Linked DNA regions of Homo sapiens: region 1 is linked to region 2. A link is a contact called in ENCODE Hi-C or POLR2A ChIA-PET data. All regions are on one chromosome and are shown on one strand. The core of a region is the stretch at or near the end of the contact, and the rest is flanking DNA. Distances in the headings are between cores, read along the strand shown. Region 1 overlaps CYB5B (cytochrome b5 type B). Region 2 holds the start of NQO1-AS1 (NQO1 antisense RNA 1).

Evidence for each region. A loop is a pair of places that touch in the nucleus more often than their neighbours do. ChIA-PET counts read pairs that join two places held with the same protein, here RNA polymerase II (POLR2A). Pooled maps may share reads with other maps.
Region 1: a pooled map shows a loop between it and region 2 (2.2-fold over the local background). The contact joins the enhancer-like site here to the promoter of NQO1-AS1 in region 2. A Hi-C loop is called at or near these places in 1 of 50 pooled maps. POLR2A ChIA-PET finds 5 or more read pairs at or near these places in 2 of 52 experiments (OCI-LY7 and activated CD4-positive, alpha-beta T cell).

What each region holds. Positions count from the first base shown.
Region 1 is chr16:69,442,854-69,445,818 of GRCh38, reverse strand. All of the region lies in intron 1 of CYB5B (cytochrome b5 type B), which reads right to left. It also overlaps the pseudogene LOC100420066. Among named protein-coding and RNA genes, the nearest start is that of CYB5B, 20 kb to the right of the region's middle. RefSeq lists enhancers at 1,316-1,575, 1,606-1,685 and a silencer at 2,032-2,314. Within about 2 kb of position 1,603, at least 23 of the 41 ENCODE cell types and tissues checked have a DNase peak (open chromatin) inside an H3K27ac peak, as active enhancers do.
Region 2 is chr16:69,708,415-69,711,398 of GRCh38, reverse strand. NQO1-AS1 (NQO1 antisense RNA 1) reads right to left here and starts at 1,525. Exons shown (of 2, transcript NR_198990.1): 1 at 1,298-1,525; 2 at 816-1,162. It overlaps NQO1 (NAD(P)H quinone dehydrogenase 1), which reads left to right. Exons shown (of 6, transcript NM_000903.3): 6 at 118-1,998. The coding sequence ends at 423. SNORD13H (small nucleolar RNA, C/D box 13H) reads left to right here and starts at 2,724; the gene lies at 2,724-2,827.

The DNA of each region.
Region 1 (2,965 bases), core at 354-2,853, 270 kb after region 2:
ATGCCCAGCTAATTTTGTATTTTTAATAGAGACGGGGTTTTTCTCCATGTTGGTCTCGAACTCCCAATCTCAGGTGATCCACCAGCCTCGGCCTCCCAAAGTGCTGGGATTAAAGGTATGAGCCACCATGCCCAGCCTCTGAAACTGTTTTACCAAATAAAGCATTACTTACTCAGAAAATTAACCATTTTGTAAAATTATATTTAGCACAGTCCTTGACTTAAATACTCAAAAAACATTTACTTAAATTAGCAAATTTAGAATTTATATTATTTAATATATCAAAATTTGTATTTTTGAAATATTAATGCTTTTTACTTTTTATAACAACCATTTCAGCAGGAATAAATTATCATTCCTATTTTAAATAAATGTTAATTCAATTGAAGTATAAAAACTGTAAGTGTTACTTCCCAGTCATAGTCACCAGCCTATGAGCTCCCTGAGGATAAGGATAACTTCTATTTTTATCTCCTAAAAGGTCTCCACCCAGTGAGTGGGTCTCACATCCCAGTATTTAAGAATGCTATTTTACAGCAAGAGTAAGACAGCCACGATTCACTTGTTATTATATCTGAAACTCTCAGGTTATTATATGTGAAACTGTTCTTTGTTGTGGAACTAAGTCATCAGTTCTGGAATTATGTCCCAATTTGTTCTATACACCTAAACTATGGATGATATTTTTTCCTTTTGACACAACCCAACTATTGTGTTGCCTTTCAGAGTAAAAGGACAATAAAACTCCTTCATAGATTACAACATTTCAGGGAATGACTGAATTTTTGACTTGCTACACAGTTCTTTCTACAAGTACTTTCACTTTCATCAGTCTCTCACCACTTATAAACAAGAGAAAGCACAACACTTTTTTAAAATATTAAGTAAAAGTTATATATTCGCTGTGGTAAATTTGGAAAAAAGAATAATCAACTAGAGTCCTGGAACAGAAATAAGTCCAGTTAACAATTTGGTGCATAAAACTTCATTTTTCCTGTGTATTCTTTCAATCATTTCAGCCATTAGTCTACAATTTTTTATTGAATCCTTACTATTTTGTGTGGTAGGCAGTGATAAATAAAAGTTTTTTGTGTTCTCACAAAGTGAATTCATGTAGTACATAATGTTTTGTAGCCTGCTTCTTTTTTTTTTTCACTGAAGCAAGTGGGGGTCAGAGTGATCAAACAAAATTCTACGGTTTAATAACTTTCACTCTAAAATATGGTCTTAATAGAGATGGCTTAGAACAAGCAAAAAGACGTCAGGGAGCTTTTGGTTTCTGTTTAGAACTCTATAGTCTCCAGATAGAGTTAGCGAAAATCAAATGGATGCAGGGCTGCCATGGGCCACTGGCAGCCCAGCTGGAGGAGTTGGAATCACTGCACTAGGCCCGAGGCTATAGCAGGGTCCTGGCCAGTCTTAGGCCAAGATAATGCCCAGGCTGAGGAGCATACGAAGGCCTCGACGAAAACCCAAAGAGCCCCGGCACCCCAGGAGAAGCCAGACCAGCTCTCAGTGAAGACAGAGGGTAGGAGCTACTGTCCAACTCCAGCGTCAGCCACTGGATGGTCCCGCCCATGTTTATCATCTGCTTCTTCTCAGATATGATCTGCCACTACATGTTCATCCTGGTACAGAGCGACAAGAAGCTCACCCAGGAGCAAGTATCTGACAGTTAAGTCCTAATTTGAAGCAGAGCCTTCAGTGAAAATGGAAATTACATTCCCAAAAAGTCTTTTTCTTGACATGAGAATATTACATCAACAACCCAGAGGATAAAAATATCACCACTTCCTCCCACTATGCTCTCAGGCATGATGAAAGGAAATATAACAAACGTCATCCCTATGATTCTTACTTGTGAATGGATCAACATTGACATACTCAGGCATTGTTGCAACCAAGGTCCTATTTCCACTGACCCTCTGTTTTTTGTTGTTGTTGTTTGTTTGTTTGTTTGTTTTGAGACGGAGTCTCACTCTGTTGCCCAGGCTGGAATGCAGTAGCACAATCTCGGCTCACTGCAACCTCTGCCTCCCAAGTTCAAGCGATTCTCCTGCCTCAGCCTCCCAGGTAGCTGGGACTACAGGTGCCTGCCACCATGCCCAGCTAATTTTTGTGTTTTTAGTAGAGACAAGGTTTCACCACGTTGGCCAGGCTGGTCTCGAACTCCTGACCTCAGGTGATTCACCCGCCTCGGCCTCCTAAAGTGCTGGGATTACAGGCATGAGCCACTGCACCCGGCCGACCCTCTGGTTTTAAGCCTATGCTGCAGCAAGTTATCAAACTACTCACATTAGATCCACCCTGAATGAGCTCTGCATCCTGGTATTTCCTCAACGTATTTGGGCTTCAGAGAATTTACTGTGATTCTAGGCCAAGATAATGGCAACTGACCAATAAGAAATGAGGCAGGAGCAGATGACCAGAGCAGCCATGGCCATGCCCACAGAAACCAGCAAAGCTTCCAAGACAAAGTAGAAAGTTCTGGAGCTGATGGGTCACCAGTGGACACCAGATGATGTCAAAGAGCTCATGGGCAAAGGCCTTCACTTTGAAGTTATGTTCAAAAAGGAGTTACAAGACCAAGTGCCATGGCTCACGCCTGTAATCCCAACACTTTGGGAGGCTGAAGAGGGCGGATCACTTGAGGCCAGGAGTTTGAGACCAGCCTGGCCAACGTGGTGAAACCCTGTCTCTACTAAAAGTACAAAAATTAGCTGGGTATGCTGGCGCTCACCTGTAATCCCAACTATTCGGGAAAACCACTTGAACCCGGGAGGCGAAGTTTTCAGTGAGCCACAATCGCACCACTGCACTCCAGCCTGGGCAATACAGTGAAGCTCTGTCACAAAAAAAATTTTTAAAAAAGCCTCTATTTTTTGAAGACCAAGTAGTAAAAATTAGCTCTGCCAGAACTTGGAGTAGTCCTTAACCTGCTAACTTGTGTTTGAGCTAGAGACTC
Region 2 (2,984 bases), core at 276-2,775:
TGCCTGAGGCCTCCTTATCAGAGTGTCTTACTGAGAAGCCCAGACCAACTTCTGTTGTTTATAGTACAACTGCATGGAATTGGTTGACTTACCTCTCTGTGCTTTCTGTATCCTCAGAGTGGCATTCTGCATTTCTGTGGCTTCCAAGTCTTAGAACCTCAACTGACATATAGCATTGGGCACACTCCAGCAGACGCCCGAATTCAAATCCTGGAAGGATGGAAGAAACGCCTGGAGAATATTTGGGATGAGACACCACTGTATTTTGCTCCAAGCAGCCTCTTTGACCTAAACTTCCAGGCAGGATTCTTAATGAAAAAAGAGGTACAGGATGAGGAGAAAAACAAGAAATTTGGCCTTTCTGTGGGCCATCACTTGGGCAAGTCCATCCCAACTGACAACCAGATCAAAGCTAGAAAATGAGATTCCTTAGCCTGGATTTCCTTCTAACATGTTATCAAATCTGGGTATCTTTCCAGGCTTCCCTGACTTGCTTTAGTTTTTAAGATTTGTGTTTTTCTTTTTCCACAAGGAATAAATGAGAGGGAATCGACTGTATTCGTGCATTTTTGGATCATTTTTAACTGATTCTTATGATTACTATCATGGCATATAACCAAAATCCGACTGGGCTCAAGAGGCCACTTAGGGAAAGATGTAGAAAGATGCTAGAAAAATGTTCTTTAAAGGCATCTACACAATTTAATTCCTCTTTTTAGGGCTAAAGTTTTAGGGTACAGTTTGGCTAGGTATCATTCAACTCTCCAATGTTCTATTAATCACCTCTCTGTAGTTTATGGCAGAAGGGAATTGCTCAGAGAAGGAAAAGACTGAATCTACCTGCCCTAAGGGACTTAACTTGTTTGGTAGTTAGCCATCTAATGCTTGTTTATGATATTTCTTGCTTTCAATTACAAAGCAGTTACTAATATGCCTAGCACAAGTACCACTCTTGGTCAGCTTTTGTTGTTTATATACAGTACACAGATACCTTGAAAGGAAGAGCTAATAAATCTCTTCTTTGCTGCAGTCATCTACTTTTTTTTTAATTAAAAAAAATTTTTTTTTGAAGCAGTCTTGCTCTGTTACCCAGGCTGGAGTGCAGTGGTGTGATCTCGGCTCACTGCAACCTCTGCCTCCCAGGTTCCAGCAATTCTCCTGCCTCAGCCTCCCTAGTAGCTGGGATGACAGGCGCCTGCCATCATGCCTGACTAATTTTTGTATTTTTAGTAGAGACGGCGTTTCACCATGTTGGCCAGGCTGGTCTCAAACTCCTGACCTCAGGTGATCCGCCTACCTCAGCCTCCCAAAGTGCTGGGATTACAGGCGTGATCCACCACACCTGGCCCTTGCAATCTTCTACTTTAAGGTTTGCAGAGATAAACCAATAAATCCACACCGTACATCTGCAATATGAATTCAAGAAAGGAAATAGTACCTTCAATACTTAAAAATAGTCTTCCACAAAAAATACTTTATTTCTGATCTATACAAATTTTCAGAAGGTTATTTTCTTTATCATTGCTAAACTGATGACTTACTATGGGATGGGGTCCAGTCCCATGACCTTGGGGTACAATTGTAAACCTAGAGTTTTATCAACTTTGGTGAACAGTTTTGGCATAATAGTCAATTTCTACTTCTGGAAGTCATCTCATTCCACTGTTGGTATTATATAATTCAAGGAGAATATGATAAAACACTGCCCTCTTGTGGTGCATTGAAAGAAGAGATGAGAAATGATGAAAAGGTTGCCTGAAAAATGGGAGACAGCCTCTTACTTGCCAAGAAAATGAAGGGATTGGACCGAGCTGGAAAACCTCCTTTACCAGATGCTGACTGGCACTGGTGGTTTTTGCTCTCGACAGTATCCACAATAGCTGACGGCTGGGTGTTTCAGTTTGAAAATATTTTGTTGCCTTCATCTTCACTGCAATTTTGTGTAAATTTCTCAAAGATCTGAATTAAATAAATAAAATTCATTTCTACAGACCCACACTCATTGGTATCAGTGAAGCTAATGATAGTGGAATCTAGTGGGAGGCAGATCAGAGGATTCAATCACAAACTGCAGCTGGAAGCCCCTTGGTGACTGGCTTGACAACTCACCCAGCAGGGCTGCTTCCTACTAAATGGTAATAGAACAACCTATTCAGTCCTCTCAGGGAATTCAAAGGAAAGAGAGTGGTATAGAAATCAAGAAAAACAGGCTGCGTGCAATGGCTCACGCCTGTAGTAATCCCAGCATTTTGGGAGGCAAAGGCGGGTGGATCACCTGAGGTCAGGAAACCCAGTCTCTACTAAAAACTTAAAAAATTAGCTGGGCGTGGTGGTGCGGGCCTGTAATCCCAGCTACTCAGGAGGCTGAGGCAGGAGAATTGCTTGAACCCGGGAGGCGGAGGTTTCAGTGAGCCAAGATCGTGCCACTGCACTCCAGCCTGGGTGATAAGAGCGAGACTCTGTCTCCAAAAAAATAAGAGACATCTATTAAGACTGCCAGGTGAGGCTGACAAGTAGGCAGTTGGATAGGAGAAACCTGGAGTTAAGGCAGAAGTTATGGCTGGAGATGCACATTTGGGAATCTTCAACATATAGATGGTGTTTAAAGCAATGAGATTGGCTGGGATCAATCTCTTTGAGTTTTGAGAGAAGAGATTTGATGATTTACCTCTGGGGCTCGACAATGTTAGGAGATGAAGATGAGAGTGAAAAGCAGTGGTCAGATCCTTTTGTAGTTCCTAAGTGTGTTGATTGGGTGTTCACGTGCATGTGTGAGATGTGGCACCCTTGAATCTTGTTATGACATCAGTACATTTCCCGTCTGACATGAAAAAAAAAAACAAAACTGGTGTTCAGAGATGCAGGAGAGCTGAGTGTGGTGTCCCGAAAGCCAAGCGAAGAAAGTGTTTGAAGATGGCCGGGCGCAGTGGCTAACACCTGTAATCCCAGCATTTTGGGAGGCTGAAGAGGGTGGATCACCTGAG